3 separate regions of the Homo sapiens genome follow, and all the other regions are linked to region 3. The links are chromatin loops, found by intact Hi-C in ENCODE. Cell type or tissue: PC-9. All regions are shown on one strand. Each heading gives the region's core, and the rest is flanking DNA. Links, peaks and the distances in the headings are about the cores only.

What was found. Peaks named below come from ENCODE experiments on the same cell type or tissue, not always from the same donor. Only the 100,000 strongest peaks of a DNase experiment are listed, where the experiment ranks them.
Region 1: a loop joins it to region 3, with 7 times the contacts of the local background. A loop is called at or near these places in 8 of 110 quality-filtered maps.
Region 2: a loop joins it to region 3, with 11 times the contacts of the local background. A loop is called at or near these places in 6 of 110 quality-filtered maps.

What each region holds. Positions count from the first base shown.
Region 1 is chr6:14,668,077-14,673,446 of GRCh38, forward strand. All of the region lies in intron 1 of LOC101928354 (a long non-coding RNA gene), which reads right to left. Among named protein-coding and RNA genes, the nearest start is that of LINC01108, 390 kb to the left of the region's middle. In PC-9, for the core only: no CTCF peak of the experiment used is centred there; a DNase peak (open chromatin) is centred at 3,235.
Region 2 is chr6:14,875,284-14,880,653 of GRCh38, forward strand. It overlaps LOC105374945 (a long non-coding RNA gene), which reads right to left. Exons shown (of 5, transcript XR_007059473.1): 3 at 1-987. Among named protein-coding and RNA genes, the nearest start is that of JARID2-DT, 370 kb to the right of the region's middle. RefSeq lists enhancers at 490-559, 580-639, 1,422-1,922, 1,703-1,892, 4,462-4,972 and 1 more. In PC-9, for the core only: no CTCF peak of the experiment used is centred there; a DNase peak (open chromatin) is centred at 2,028; H3K27ac peaks cover 1,769 bases.
Region 3 is chr6:14,730,294-14,735,663 of GRCh38, forward strand. No RefSeq gene overlaps it. Among named protein-coding and RNA genes, the nearest start is that of LINC01108, 450 kb to the left of the region's middle. RefSeq lists enhancers at 134-1,333, 2,556-3,755, 2,597-2,716. In PC-9, for the core only: no CTCF peak of the experiment used is centred there; DNase peaks (open chromatin) are centred at 2,948 and 3,338; H3K4me3 peaks cover 2,315 bases; H3K27ac peaks cover 5,000 bases.

The DNA.
Region 1 (5,370 bases), core at 137-5,136, 62 kb before region 3:
TCTACCACTTCTTCAAGGACCTTTGGTTACTTTAAGTGGTATTTAGTGATCATCACTGGGGCTTTAGGGGGACTCATACATTTTAAGACACACATAGCCCTCATAATATTAGATTTCACTCTAAGGATGGAATTTTCTGAGCTATATTTTACACACAGAAAAACTGGGACTCAAGAGAGTGGTTTTACCCCAACTCAAACTCAAAGCAAATGGAAAATTTTGAAAGCTGGCAATATATATCCACTCCTGTCTCCAGATTCTTTCTCTCCATCAGTAGGGCTGGGAATTGAACAGACTGTTTCCAAAGCCCAATAGTGAGGAGACAATGATAAAACAGACAGGATCTTGGAGACCAAGACAACATGGAACTGGAGTTCTGAGGCCCTCAGGCCTCTGGTCCCTCTGAGGCCAGGACTCTTTCAGGCCCCTTCTTCTTCGCTGAATTGGCAGCACAAATGAGTGTGAGCTGGTGTTTCCTGAAGGAAACCAGTACCTATGGGCAGAGACTATGAAAAAAAGGGTGCACTAAAAGTTCCATAAGAAGTGTTGGCCGGGCGCGGTGGCTCACGCCTGTAATTCCAGCACTTTGGGAGGCCAATGCAGGCAGATCACGAGGTCGAGAGATCGAGACCATCCTGGCTAACATGGTGAAACCCTGTCTCTACTAAAAATACAAAAATTAGCTGGGCATGGTGGTGGGCACCTGCAGTCCCAGCTACTTGGGAGGCTGAGGCAGGGGAATCGCTTGAACCTGGGCTAGCCTCGCAACAGAGTGAGATTCCGTCTCAAAAAGAAAGAAGGAAGGAAGGAAGGAAGGAAGGGATGGATCAACTTTACCTAAAATGTAGGGAGGTGAAGAAGGGATCCCCTTTGATATTAAAAAATCAAAGACATCATTTTACATTAAAAACAGATCGATGATGGAATAGCATGCAAGATTTACCATTTGAACGTTAAAAGATGTGACTTTGAAGAAATTCCAGGTCCCACTGAACTTGCTGCTTGACTCCTGGGATGCAGAGTCAGGGTCCTCTGCAATCAGCATATTTTGGGGGAGAAGGTGAGAAACTGTGGGGCAATTCTGAACCCACTCTGTGCCAGTAAAAGGGTCTCTTCCTTTATTATAAATTCAGGAAATTTAACTTACATTGAAGAGTCAAAAGATAGGTTATTTGTTTAAAGTCAAGAATTCTTTTATGTAGGGAATTGTTAGCCCTAAATTTCTCCTCTCTTAAAAACTTTAATATATAGGAGTTACCTATCTTGGGTTTAAGCAGAAGCATGTCAGTTTGAGAACAGCATTAAACCATTCTTGGAACAAGGCAGGTTATATATTAGATGTAATATATAGGTGGAAACACACCTGCTGTCTGCAAACACATCCTTCCTCTGCCCACCCAAAAAGGCCTGGATTTTTTTTTTTTTTTTTTTTTAAGCCCTGCAGCCACCTCTGAGTGAGCTCAATAAAAACCTCCACTGCCCAAGTGATGAAATCAGATTAGCATGCTCCAGCTCTGATGTTCTGTGCTGAGGGAATTGGAAGGAGTTGATAATGTGGAGTTGGCTATTTTGCATTTCTCAGTGACATCCTCTAATGAGCTGGCAATGCCCAACACCAGGCTGCTGTCTTGGAGAGATGAAAACAATACAGTGGTCATTTCACATCCTATCATCCTCATGACAACCCACGAGCTACCTACTCCTTGCCTTTGATTAAAATACACAGGATCGGCATGAGGACTGGAGAGCATGAGCCCCGAGAGGGAAAGGGACCAAAGAGGGCTCCATGGAGAAAAGGACGCAGCACCCTAAGGAAATACACATTTTTAAAAACCGCAGCAGTCAAGGGTGACTAGCCTTGGTGTTCCCTGAAATATGCATTATGGAGAACTGTGAGCTATGATGCCTGATTAACTCTCTCCAGTAGAACCGATGAATGGTTTTGCCAAGGAGATCCATTTCTATTTTGTGGTTCGATCCCTACAGCAGTGCAAATTACAGGGGTGAAGTTACCAAGGCAGAAATCCAGCTGCTGTACATTGGGACAACTGGACTAGCTGTTAAGATATTGAAATACTGCCTACTGGTTGACCAAAATACACTCCCCAAGTCCTTCTCCCACCTACCTTTCTTCCCCAAGCTGTCCCTACCCTTCTCTAAAACCCCCAGATGATCCCAACTCAGCAACTCTACTAACTGGGCAAGGGCTGGCACAAGAGGAGCCTGCCAGTGCCCTGACTTAGCATGATAGGTGGCTTCCATTCTCATGGGTCAATGCCACTGCCAGGCTCGCTGTGAAGCAGTCTCCATATTTGATTAGGAAGCCCCATTAGACTTCCTAGCACTGCTGAGCCTTCTCAGAACCCTGCCAACAACCCACAGGGACAGGTCAGGGCCCTGCAGGGTCGTGCTGCTCACCCATATCCTCCTATCCCCCATCCTTGCCTCCTACAGAAGGAGTGCCCACCGGCCCCGGTGGAAGAACAAAGGAAGTAAAGGGCTGCAATCATTCTGGCTCCCAGAGGCCTGGATAACCTTCAACATGCTTGGCAGGCTTATCATTAGGATTTTTTTTTACCGCCCTTTCCTTGTCGCCAGCCCTCTTTAAGCTTCCTAAATTAATAATGATGAAGTTCTTTAAACCATATCTCCAGTCTTTGTTTTTGATGATTTTCGCTCTCTGGGGCCTTTTTCTCCCCCTGTGGAAGCCGTTTACCATTCTCACCTTCATTTTTGTCCATTCTTCTCAGATATCCACAGTGATAATCACCGATTAGGTCATTTTAAAAAGGAAACACAATTAAAAAAAGAAAGCAAGCCTCATTTAGGCACTGCTGAGTCAAACATCGGGCCAGGAAACAATGTGAAATGTCATGGGCTATTTTTCCCAGTGAGAGGACAGATGAAGATGAAGAGGATGACGTGTCTCTATAGGATCACGTATAACATCAAGCATGTAGCAGACAAGGGGACACGGGGGTCAAGACCAACACTTGAACCTGAGCTTGAGTTTGTCTGTGTAACGATGGGGGAAATGTGCCCCTAAAGCAATCAGATCATCCCAAGTAGGTAACTCTCTGCTTTGGGATATGCATCCATCCTTTCTCCGCAATTAGAAAGATGAAACTACCAGGTTTAACAAAGTCATTCTTCGTTCTCCTCCTCCGACCTACTTCCTTTGTATTTCTGCATCATTAGACTTTTCTTATCTCACTGAAGAAACCACAGAGAAGGAGTGTTCCAAAGGACCTTGGGCGGCCCACCTGGCAAGGGAGAGCTTCACTGTGCAACTTCAGCCTTGGGCAGAAGCCAGGGATTCCAGCTGTCAACCTTCCAACCCAGAAGGGGAGTGCTGTCAGCTGAAGTGGAAAACCAGAAAGTCTTAAAGAAAGGAGGATGTATTTAAGAATCACTCACCACTCTGCAACAGGATTTAGCTTTTCCAATTCAATCCAATTCAAGAGAGATGTGTCAGAACCTGTGCACAGTGAGGGAATTTTAGAATTGCAGAAGACAAGCTCCCCCTCAGGGAATAGCTCATTGTTTGGCCAGAAGACAGCTAAAGCTAGCCAGTCTGTAAAACAGTCATGATTGTAATGATATGTGTTCACCAAATCCAGTTCATTCTCTTGCAGGGCACTCAGCTAAACACTCCTGAGTATCCCCTGCAGTGCCTGGTGTGTGAGCTCTGGCTAAGGGAATATGGACAGGAGAGTTAAATGCCACTTCCAAGCCTGACCTCCAAAACCCTTCCCACAGTCTCTCACATGTTGTCTCTTCCCCATTAACCAGCAGAGGACTCTGGTAGTGGAGCTTAACTGTGCTCCACTAGCAGGACCAGAGCTAAGATTCTGCTAGGTAAAGAAGAGGGAACTGCAGGCACCCTGGCCCAGAGGCCTGACACCTGATGCAGCCAGGAGAATAAAGGTAAAGAGCCCCACAGGAGAGAAAGGATTCTGAGTCTCTGAAAAACTGCAAAGAGAAGAGCCTCCCAGCCCAACCCACACTCACACACACACATACACAAGCTGCACTGGGCTGTGATATGAATAAAAGATAATCACATTGTGTTAACCCACTGAGATTTGGGGGTTGTTTGTTACAGTGGCTAACGTTACTTACTCTAGCTAACATACTCTTAGGTTTTATTAACAGATGGGATGAGATAATGCATGCAAAGTGCCCAGTTCTATGTCTGATATACAGTAGGTCCCTAGCATAGCACTCTACCTGAAACATGGTAGGTGCTCAGTAATTAAGGGTTATAAAAAGTCAACCAGTTGCTTTTCTTAGAGGCCCTAGAGACAGCATCGTAGCCAACATGAGCCTTTTGTAGCTGATGAGAAAGACAAAGCTCTCAGTATGGAAAACCAGTGAAAACACAGGGACAGATCTACAGGGAAAGTGGTTAGAGAAAAGGCACACGGGGAAAATTTTTTATAGGAATAGTCATCTGCTATGAAGTGAATGTTTGTGTCCCCCTGAAATTCATATGCTGAAATCTAAATCTCTAATGCCCTGATTTGAGGAGATGGAGGCTTTGGGAGGTAATTAGGTCATGGGGATGAAGCCCTTGTGAATGGGGTTAGTGTTATTTATAAGAAGAAACAGGAGAGCGTGATCTCACTCTCTGCTCTCCTCCACATGAGGACACAGCAAGAAGACACCCTCTCCAAACCAGGAAGTGAGCCATCACCAGACACCAGACCCACCAGCACCTTGATCTTGGACTTCCCAGCCTCCAGTGGGCAATAAATGTTTGTTGTTTAAGGCACCCAGTCTGTGATAATTTATTGTAGCAGCCACATCTAAGACATCACCATATACATTTTCATCTGACTTCTCCTTCTGGACCCTGGTAAATACTCCATCAAATCAGTCAGCTCTCTCGAGTCCCCTTTTCCTTGCCTTAGCCCTACCAAGGCCCTGAGTCTTTCTCTCTCTTGCATGGTCTAAGTGTTCCTCAGTTTTGGCTGCTTCTTCCCCTAGAACAAGACCCCCTTCCCAGCCTTTGCCTGGCCCCTGCTGAACGTAGCCACCCTGGCTTATTTATAAAGTAGCTACTATGTGCAAGGTCTGGCACTAAATAGGTACCAAGCAAGGACGGTGAGAGTGGTCAGCCTTGGGTGCAAAGCAACAAGAGGGCACATTGTAGAAAATGTAAACACCAGGATGACACTAAGTGTCAGTATGCTTTTTATGATCACTGTATGAAGGCAATCCTAAATGATGTCAGCAACGCAGACTACTTCCTGCTGGGATGACTCCCCCTCATAACCCACACAGCCTTTGGAATGTCATTGGAGAAAAAGTCTAAAGCTACCTAGTCCCTGCCCTCAAGTTGCCTGTAGCTCAGCAGCAGAGAATGAC
Region 2 (5,370 bases), core at 137-5,136, 150 kb after region 3:
CAGGCTGGTCTGGAACTTCTGGGCTTAAGCAATCCACTCTCCTCTGCCTCCCAAAGTGCTGGGAAGACAGATGTAAGCCTCCACACCCGGCTCACCTGCCCTCTTAAGCATGCATTTCTGAAGTTTGCAATTCTACCTCTGCGTCATTCCATCTGTTTGAGGCACTTTCTTTGAGTGGGGGCTGTAGAGGATGGGGAAAGAAGACTCAGGGACCATACCCAGGGATGGTAGTCTTAGCTCTTTGGAAATCGCCAGAGCTGATTTGCTGACTTGCACAATCCAAAGAGAAGCGTTTGATGATTTGTATCCCCATCTCCTCTGACATGACTATGGGAAGTTACATAAAGACTTCTGAGATGACGGTGCTACCAATGTTTTCCACAAAAGCACTGGGTTTGGCCATAGTTATGCTGATAAAAAGGCTGAGACATGGAGAAATATCACCACTGTACAAAAGGTCATTTTATCCTTGACGTCCCCAGGCTTCCCAGTGAGAAAGAACAGCAGTAATCATTCATATTGAGTCTCGTTTTTACTCAGCTACATCTTACCAGGCCTTCTTGAAACTGACGTGGACTCTCAGCATGGAAAGTTCCAGACTTAGGGTTTGTTTTCAAAAGAAACCAGATCTGCAGGCTAAGTAATGAAGTGTTAGGCCACAAAATACATTACCTCCCAGGAAAGCCCCTTAAACTCAGGCAAAATTCTCTCTTTATTTACTCACAGTATTTCACCAGAACTTGAAATTGTTAAAAAGTCTCTAACCAATGACACCACAGGAATGGCCCTTGGACAAGTTCTTGGTCAACCTCTGACAAACAACAGGGTGGACAGAAAAGAAAAAAAATGCACAAACCTATTTGCCAGGCCAGGTGAATGATGAGGTTTTTGTTGTTGTTGTTTCCATGTATTTGGCAGATGGTTACACCGTCATTTCTCTTCCTTTTAAAAGCTAATTCCAAATTTTCCTCTCTAGCATCCTATCACCTGAGGAAGCATGAAGACTTCAGGTGGGGGAGGAATTCAGCACCGATCGATTTTCCTTTCCAATTGGTTTTTTTAATGCAATTGATAATAACCAAAGACTTAAAAAGCCAAAAAGAAACTAATTTCAAAATGATCTCATCTTTCCACCTTGAAGACATATCACTTAATTGGAGACTCTCAAACAGAACCACACATCTGTTAACATTCCTGCATTTCCTCTATTGATTACCACAGGTCATTCCATTAATAGGAAATGGGCGAGCCAGGATATCACACTTTAATTTTTATATCATAATAGCTTGAGGATTAAGAGGAGGCCCATTTAGGAAAGGAATCACCCCAGGAAGGGGCAATTAGGAAAAGAGCAAAAAAGAGTTATCTTGCTGACCTTATCTCTATTAATTATGGAAAGTTCTCTCTCTCTCTCTCTCTCTTCAATTTTTATTTTTCTTTTTTTATGGAGATGGGATCTTGCTATGTTGCTCAGCTGGTCTTGAACTCCTGGGCTCAAGCAGTCCTCCTGCCTCAGCCTCCCAAAGTGCTGAGATTATAGGCATGAGCCACCGCACCCAGCTTCTTTCTCTGTCTCCCCCAGTCTCTCTCTCTCTCTCTCTCTCTCTCCCCTCTCAAGAGCTAATAAAACTAGTAAACAGAAAAGCCAAAGAAACTTAGGCTGCTCATGAATATTCATCTGAGGAAGGCTTCTGTCAATAAGGTGCATGGTGGGAGCTGGATTCTTCCCCTCTTCACCTAGGTTGACCAAGGGGGACATGAAGGAGCCCGTGCAAGCTCAGCCTGGGCACCCACCCATGGAAGGACAGCAGCCTCCAGGGCAAGGTCAAGCAGGAGAGGCCCCAGTCAGATTTCGATATTGAGAAGTACAACCATTTTGTGCTGTTTAAAAATACGGATGTGTAAAACCAGAGCGTAGTCATTCTTTGACATGCTGTGTGATTTTCCTACACAAATCAGAGCTTTAAAAGCCTTGGAGGGGATAAATGGAATCACAGGGCGAGTACAACAGGATACGGTGAGTCATTTCAACTTCCTGCTAAACATGAACCCTACAAAAGCTTGATGTGTCTCAGATTTTTTGCTGGGGGTTTTCCTCCTCGATTCAACCTCGGGTTTCTATGGCTTGCTCCTTCCTTCTTTTTATTTCTTTCTATGCATCACATTTGTCCTAGATCCTTCTCGGTCTATAAATAACATCATTGTGTCATGCTGGACACTGGGTTTTAAATGTCAGCATCCTGTGCGCAGCCTTACCCCATGAGATAATATGGTTTTTCTAACTGCATTCCTACAGCACTGAACTAACTGAGGTGTTCAGCTGCTAAAAATTTTCTTAAATGGTGACATTTTCATAACCCCAGGGTTAGGGGATGGGATTAAGTTAATGGATAGAATTTTCTAGAATTTTCTCAATGTTAGGCTTTTCTCCAGTAGACTTTTTTTTTTTTAGGTTTGTAGTTCTTGTGACTTCTTAAACAATGAACAAAAAGAAAAATGAAAAAGGAATGAATGTTTCTCTTGACGCAAAGAGGCAAGAATAGGATTTTTTATATTTCTGAATTAAATTTATTCTGCTTCTGATCCCCACCTGCCTAGCTGGTAGGAAATTCAGTCTCAGTCATTATTGAGGCTTCCTTCCCCCGCCGTGGCATTGTGAGTGCTATGTGGTACCAGGACTTGAATATGTGAGGAGGGAAGGAATGTACCAGGAGGTTGAGCTGTGGGGGCTGCCACTGTGGCCAACAGTCCCTCTCTCTCTGCTTCTGTTGAGCACTGGTTGCCTGGCAAGATCAGCACATCCTACTCTGAAAGAATTCAGGGAGCCCCCATGTAGCCACTGTGTCCACAGATACACCCATGGGACCCCCACCCTAACCCTACAGGCAACCTGCCACAATCCTCAGGAGGCACTTGGCACAAGAGGGACTGTCTGGGAGGAAAAACTTTTCCTCTACCCTCTTAGGTGCGGTGATTGGGGATGTGCAAACTAAACTGGCAAAAGATAGATGAGGACGAGAAAAAAAACAGATTATAATTGTATATGTACACACTGGAATTCACAAAGACTCAAGGAGTCTCAAGGAGGTGGTTAGAATTCAGGGCTTATATGCTACCCTATTAGGGGAAGGGGAGGGGCAGAGGGGCACTTCTGGGAAAACAAATGACTACTTAGAAATGGAGAAGAAATGGCACTTAGGGAAAACAAATGACTTTTTAGAAAGACAAATGTGCCCATAGGAGAATAAAAGGGAAAAATGATCTTTTTGTAACAATATCTGTTTGACTGTGGTACCAATTTCTCATTTCCAAGAAGAGAAGATTAGAATTGCTTCCAAGGAGGGGATTTATAAAAACTGAGTTCTTTTGGGAGGCTCTGCTTTTAGGCAGATAAGAGATTTCATGAACTCAAATGCCTTCAGCTCAAAATAATTTTTTTATGCCACCTTGGCTTATTCTAGACCCCTTCAGGGCCCAGGACCTCCCATGTTTAGAGATCCCAAAGCCAGTCCTGCTCTTAATTTCATGGACTCCCCCACTCCTTACCCACCAACCCAATTCAATTTCTCAACTGTGAACATTTTCTTTCATCCCTTTCCTTTCCCAGAAGGCCCAGTGTAATCCTACTCAAAGGGCCTTTACAACAAATATCAGGTGGAGTTGTCTTCTGGGTACCAACAAGTCATGCTTTGGTCTTATAAGACAAGACTCAGTTTCTCAGGAATGAGGAAGGTGAAAATACAACAGGGAGAACAAAAACACATATCTCAATAAACTGCCTGTCAAAAATATCAATGGAATGACTTAAAAACATGACTGTACTTTGGATATATGTATTTTTCTATTGTAATGTTTCATTGCATGCCCGCACATAACTTTCAGTCTCAATCATTGTTGGGGCTTCTTTCCCACCTCCATGGCATTGTCAGAATTGCTGGTATAATTATTTTACATTTATGGCCAGACACGGTGGCTCACACCTGTAATCCCAGCACTTTGGGAGGCCAAGGTGGGCGGCTCACCTGAGGTCAGGAGTTTGAGACCAGCCCGGCCAACATGGTGAAACCCCATCTCTACTAAAAGTACAAAAATTAGCCGGGCATGGTGATGCATGTCTGTAATCCCAGCTACTCAGGAGGCTGAGGCAGGAGAATCAGGAGGCAGAGGTTACAGTGAGCCAAGATCATGCCACTGCACTCCAGCCTGGGCAAGAGAGTGAGACTCTGTCTCAAAAAAAAAAAAAAAAAAAAAAAAAAATTTTTACATCTGTGATAGTCTGCCAAAAGCACCTGATTTTCAAGTTCTATATCCCCTGAACAAGTTGCAAACTACTGATATTGTATATGTGAAAATAACTTGTGCCCTGCCAAGCACATGGTGGGTGTAGAACAATGGCCTGTGTATTCTGAATAATACCATCTGATTCAATGTGGGGGAGGGAAAAAAGAGAATGAAATGTGTCTTGGGGAAGAGGGGCCACTCGCCAAGAAAAGGTGTGATCATGGCCCCCTTAGAACTGAGATCAGAAGATTTATCAGAGTATAGAAAGATTGCCAGATGAAAAACAAGATGCCCAGTTAAATTTGAATTTCAGAGAAATAATCACATTTTAAAATACAAGTATATATTATATGATATTTGGGACATACTTATACTAAAAAACATTCATGGTTTATCTGGTCAAATCTAACTGAGTATCCTATATTTTCATTTGCTAAATCTGGCAACCCTAATTACAGGGCCCTTCTAAACTATCAGCTTAAACCATTGGTAACATGGATACTGCACCCGACAGCGCCGGATTTGAAAGGGTGCCCTAAAGTAGACACCAAGGTGGGTAGGTCGAATAATGTAGCACATCATGTCAACATTGCTGCTGGCCTCCAGGCCTGCATCGCTTTTCTCTGCCGCAAGCTGGAGCTGGCACTGTTTTGGTAGCAATGGTTGCTGTGCCCTGGGCAGCAGGCAGCAAGGCATCCTGCAGGACCAGGGAGCCCTTGGCTGGGAACATTCTGTTTCCTTCACAGGTTCCTCTTCAGCCTCCAGTCCAAGGCCCAGTCTTGGGCCCCCGCTCTCCTTTCTTCACGCTTTCTCTAAAAGAACATTTTTCCAGGCTCACACTTTCTTTCAATCATCACCTCTAAGCGGATTTAGTCTCCAGGGGCTCAGGCAGCAGCCCCACTGTTGAGCTGCACTTGGGTTCCTCATCATGTTCTTAAACTCAAACAGGCAAAACAAAACTCACAACCCTCCCTCCAGACCAGCAGCCCCTCCTCGTGTCTTTGGGTAGCCCTGGTCTCTATTAGTCCAACCCCTGGTGGCATCTTTGACATCACTTTCTTTCCCTTCCCATAACAAATCAGTCTCCAT
Region 3 (5,370 bases), core at 72-5,071:
ATAAATGAAAACATAAAGGAATAATTCAGGCTCTCATTTGAAGTCTCATGGTTTCTAATGAAGGCCCAGGTCCACTGTATACTTCTGCCTTCTACTAAGAACTCATGGAGATTTCCCACTCAAGATAATCAGGAAGAGGAAGTATAATGGAAATGTCTAGGAAATTTGGTGTCAGGTAACAGAGAAGTCCCCAGCATCACATTTGTGTAGGACATTGGAATTTGTTCTAGAACACAAAAGTATCCTCCGGTGGTTGGTAACTTTAGACTCATCTTCTAGCCAATTAGAGAACAGTCATATCCACTATCAAATCAACCCAGAGGTCCCATCTCAGAATAATGTGAAAAGGCCCTGTTCACTTTGCCGTCGAAACCATCTCACAACTCTTCTCCTAGTATCCAAATTTCTCTTTCTCTTGCTTCACAGAACTCACGGTTTAAGCAGAGCAAGCCTGTCTGTTTTCAATTCTTAACTTTTCACACATGGCAAACGAGTGGAACTTCTGAGCACTGCGATCATCTGGCTGATGAACAAGCTGTTTTCCATTTCTGGCAACAAATACTTCTGGCTTATCGTGACGGGATGAAAAGGGATGAAAATATACTCTGGTTGGATATTGTTGATAACATTTGTCATCTTTGCAGCTAAAAAAAGCTGGCTTAAAATTTTTTCCTTTGGTGTTGCAGAAAAATGGCAAAAGAAGCGACATCACCGTTGAGTTGCCAATTAAATTGCATTCCTAAATGAAGTAGGTTAGTGAGATCTTTTCCATAAGAAACGCAATGTCACATCCTGAGATAAAGTAAGGACTGGACCAGGAGGCAAGGTCTGTGGGGCCTGGGCCTGGGGCTCCACTGGTGCACGTGGTGTCTTTTAAAGGCTCGCTTTACATGTCTGAACCTGTCTCCCTCTGTATTCCCTTGCTAGGGCCGCCATAATAAACACCACAAACTGGGTGGCTTATACAACAGAAATGGATTTCCTCACTCTTCTGGAGGCTAGAAGTTTGAGAGGTGTCAGCAGAATTGGTTTATTCTGAAGCCTCTCTCCTTGTTGTAGAGAGTCATTTTCTCCCTGTGCCCTCACACAGTCTTCCCTCTGTGTTTGTCTGTGTCCTCATCTTCTCTTCTTACGAGGACACCAGTCAGATTGGATTAGGGCCCACCTTAATCATCATCTTGGAGTCTAAAAAACCAGTGAAGAAAAAGAGGAGTCATGGTTACCAATGTTTCAGGCTAAAGTTGCTTTAGTTCCAGTCTCTCATTTTACAAATGAAGAGACGGAGGCCTCAAGACTCGCCCAAGGTCGTCAGTGATAAGCTGAGACTACAGAGGATGTCACCATGGAAAACAGGTAGACAGTTTCCAGCTCTGATCTGTGCAGCCTTTGTGCAATATGTTGAGGTAAGAGGGTAGAAGACAATAAGGTCTTGTATCATTTTTTAAAATTGGAAAAAGGTCAAGTTTCTGAAAGTGAAGACCTTTGAAAAATATACTTTAGAAGGCACAGAGCAGGAAATGTGTGGTGTGAAGCTCTGGGCTCACCACAATGTATGATGGGCTGTATTCCTTTGCTAGGGCTGCCTTTACAAAGTAACATAGATTGGGGGGCTTAAAACAACAACCGTTTATGTTCTCACACTTTTGGAGGCTTGAGTTCTGACATCAAGGTGTCAGGCACTTGCTCCCTCAGAAATCTGTAGAAGAGAACCCTTTCTTTGTTTCTTCTAGCTTCTGGTGTCTGCTGGCAACGTTTGGACTACAAATGCATTATTCTGTGAAAGGAAAATAAATCTCAGGACCCCAAAATCACTAAGCCAAAGGGAAAAGTCAAGCTGGAAACTTCTTAGAGCAAAACTGCCTCCCATTCTATTCTTTAAAAGATAGCTACTAAGATAAAAGAGCTACGTACCTCCCTTACAATTTGTCCACAAGGAATTTCCTTGCCTCCTTTGGGAAGGCTAATCAGAAACTCAAAAGAATGCAACCGTTTGTCTCTTATCTACCTATGACCTGAAAGCCCCCTCCCTGCTTTGAGTTGTCCAGCCCTTCCAGACCAAACCAATGTACATCTTACATATATTGATTGATGTCTCATGTCTCCCTAAAATGTACAAAACCAGGCTGTACTCCGACCACACTGGGCACATGTTGTCAGGATCTCCTGAGGCTGTGTCACAGGCAAGTCCTTCACTTTGGCAAAATAAACCCTAAATTGACTGAGACCTGTCTCAGATGTTTGGGGTTCACAATTCCAATCTCTGCCTCTGTTATCATATGGCATTCTTTCTGTATGTCTCTGTCTCAGTGTCTAAAGTTCCCTTTTAAGGACACCAGTTATATTGGATTAAGGGCCCATCCTACCCCGATATGACCTTGTCTTAACTGATTACATCTGTAATGACCTTATTTCCAAATGAGGTCACATTTCAAGGTACTGGGGGTGGGGACTTCAACATATCTTTCTAGGGGACACAGTTCAACCCATAACACATGCATCCTGCAGAGCTTCCTGCTCTCCCTGGAGCCTACGGTCATGAGCTGCTGACCCTCCCTCACTTCCCAGACATTGCCAGCACACGACTCATGACCAAACAGTGCTCCTCCAAGACAGAACCCTGGTGACTCGCAGTGCTGCAGACAGGCAGTACGGAGGGGTGATTAAGAAGACATTGTCATTTAAAATAAAACCACACAGTTCTTTTGTAAATATGTGTCACTGGGTATTTAGAACCATCATACCCAACCCACTGCTGCACGTTGGTGGAAATGTCAAGTAAGTTACACACTCACGTCTTTTCTGGGGAGCCTTTTATTCACGGTTCTCCCTGAGTTTGATTTCCTGAGGGAGTGTGCTCACCCGCCTCCGTTTCAGCATCTAACCTTGCCTGTTTCTAAAGTTCATGCTGTCCTGACATTCTTTGCATCAGCACAGTCACCCCTGTTAGTCATCTCCTACCAATTTTCTCTCTTTGTACTCTTTCAGGAAGTCATGTTTTTGCTCAGGTAAAAGAGGTGTAGGAAGAGCGTTCTGCCTATTTGATGATTCATCTCTTTGCTTTTTGCCATTTCTAAATGTTAGGGGGGAAAATCCTTTTGTTACGGGCTTTAGCGAATGGGCTTGGTCAATGGGGTGAGAGAAGCTGCCATAAGCCACTTTCAACTTAGAGCAGAAGCAATCTTTTATCGGTCTTTCTTATTCTTTTGAAGACTAGCATCGTGATTCTCAGGGCCACTGGAATCCACGAGACTGACTTCCCTGAGGAGAGACTGCCTTCTAATGGCGTGACCATCTGCTCCACTTCCTTCGTGTTTGGTCAGTGAATCACGGCAAGTCACAGGCCACCTGAGCATTCTACTCACTTCTTTTGGATGCATCCAGGCCAAAGGCTCAGAGTGTGTTTGAGTTGAGATAGATCTGAGCATATTCAGTTAAATGAGGCCCTCAAAGAGTATGATGGGGAATTATGCCCCACTGCCTCCCAAACTTCAAATGTTGAAGCCCTAACCCTTAGAGCCTCAGACAGTAACTCTATTCGGAGATAGGGTCTGTAAAGAGGTAATTAAGAAAAGGAGCAAAAATGGAGCAAGTTTCCTTCTCCCTTGCGCTATTTCTAAGGTCATGTTATAAAAATCAAATGGAGAATACCTGTCAAACAGTTGATCAAGCAGTGAGGAGAAAGAGAAATAATATTAATTCAAAGGGCATGCTTCAACCCATAGTCAGAACAATCTATTAGTTAATCAAGCAAGATTTATTGATACTCACCAAGAGACTGAATATACAAATGGACAACGGCCAAGCCATAATTAAAAACAACTCCAACCTACAATCTACAGCAGCCAGCCCAGGACACCAACCCATTAGCAACAGCAATCGGCCCAGGAAGCCAGCCTGCTATCATCAGCCAGACCTCTAGAAGTCTAACCACTATCTCTATCAACAAGTTAGGAAGCCAAACAATAACCCCTGTAAGAATCAGCTCCAAATGGCCAGAACTTGACTGACAATGGACAGCCTCCCTGATTTTTGTCCCTGCTTCCAACTTAGGACAAACCAGAGAAAGGCAAATATGCACCCTAAGCAATCACATAGGCATCTGTGCTTCTAGTGAACCACCTCCAGCTTCCCACACCAACAGCCTCCAATCAGCACATACCTGGAGCCTCCCTTTTTTCTACTATGAAGTTTTCCCACTCCTCTGCCCGCATTTGAGTCTCTGCCAAAACACAAACGATAGTAGCTCTGAATAAACAGCCTGTGCTTATTCTTATTTGGTTGGTCTTCATTTATTTCCACACTTCCAAATGCAAGTAAATGTTATGCTAGGCCCTTGAATGGTCAGGGAAAATACAAGGAGATATACGACATGGTCCTTATGCCTAATAAACTTAAAATCTTTGGGACTGGAGATAAAATGCACAAAAAGCAAGAACCACCACCACAATGACTAAGCAAATAATAAAGCCAGTCAGGAATAGTAAGTCTCAAATGCAAGTTCCAGATACTGGACGTAGAAGTCTGGAGAAGAGAGATTACTTTTGGCTGGGGAGGTCAGATATGAACTGAACTTCAGCACACACAAAGGAATTATTCTAGTAATTATTGGGTTCCCCCTTGCTCACATGGTTACTCACACTTGAAAGTTTGCGGTAACAAGAAGGAGCCTTGGCAGGAAGTTTGTTTGTTCCATGACTGCTTTTACTGTCACATGAAGAGTGAGTGGTTGATTTACTGAGAAGTCCCCCTTGTTACCCTTCATAAGCCCCAAGTGAGTCAGGACCTTCCCTTGGTCATCAAACTGGAGACAGGACACCCTTGCCCAGTTAGCATTTTAGTTCAGCTTGCCTGGGTTCTCATTCCAAATTCCTGCCCCCAAATCCTTGGTCACCCCCAAGAGTAGATCTTTATCCACAACAGGCCACTGTTGAACCTAAGGTTTCCCAGAGGAAACCAGAAAAGACTTCCCTTATGTTGGGGTTTTAGGGTACCCAATAAATAGGACCCCTCTTTCCTGCCCAACTTCTGAGCCAATTAAGAGGAATAGGAATCAGGCAGATAGAGGGAAAATATCACCATTCTTTTAAGTTGACAAAGTCTTGGTTGGTGGCTATCATTTCAGGTCCTTGGGCTTGTTAATATTGTACCACTGATGGCAAACAGAAACTTTGCAACATGGAGATTTACCACTTAAAAGTTAAGGCTTGGAGGGGCAGAGGATGTTTACTTTCCTCAGGCTCTTCCCAGAGAGAAAGGAATAGGTGAGGCGTACATCTTCCATTGCTTCTCCCAGGCCGACTGAAGTTCCTCTTCCTCCAATGAAGTGAAGGAGAGAGAGGATGCAGGCGGCCAGGGGATTTACTCAATGGA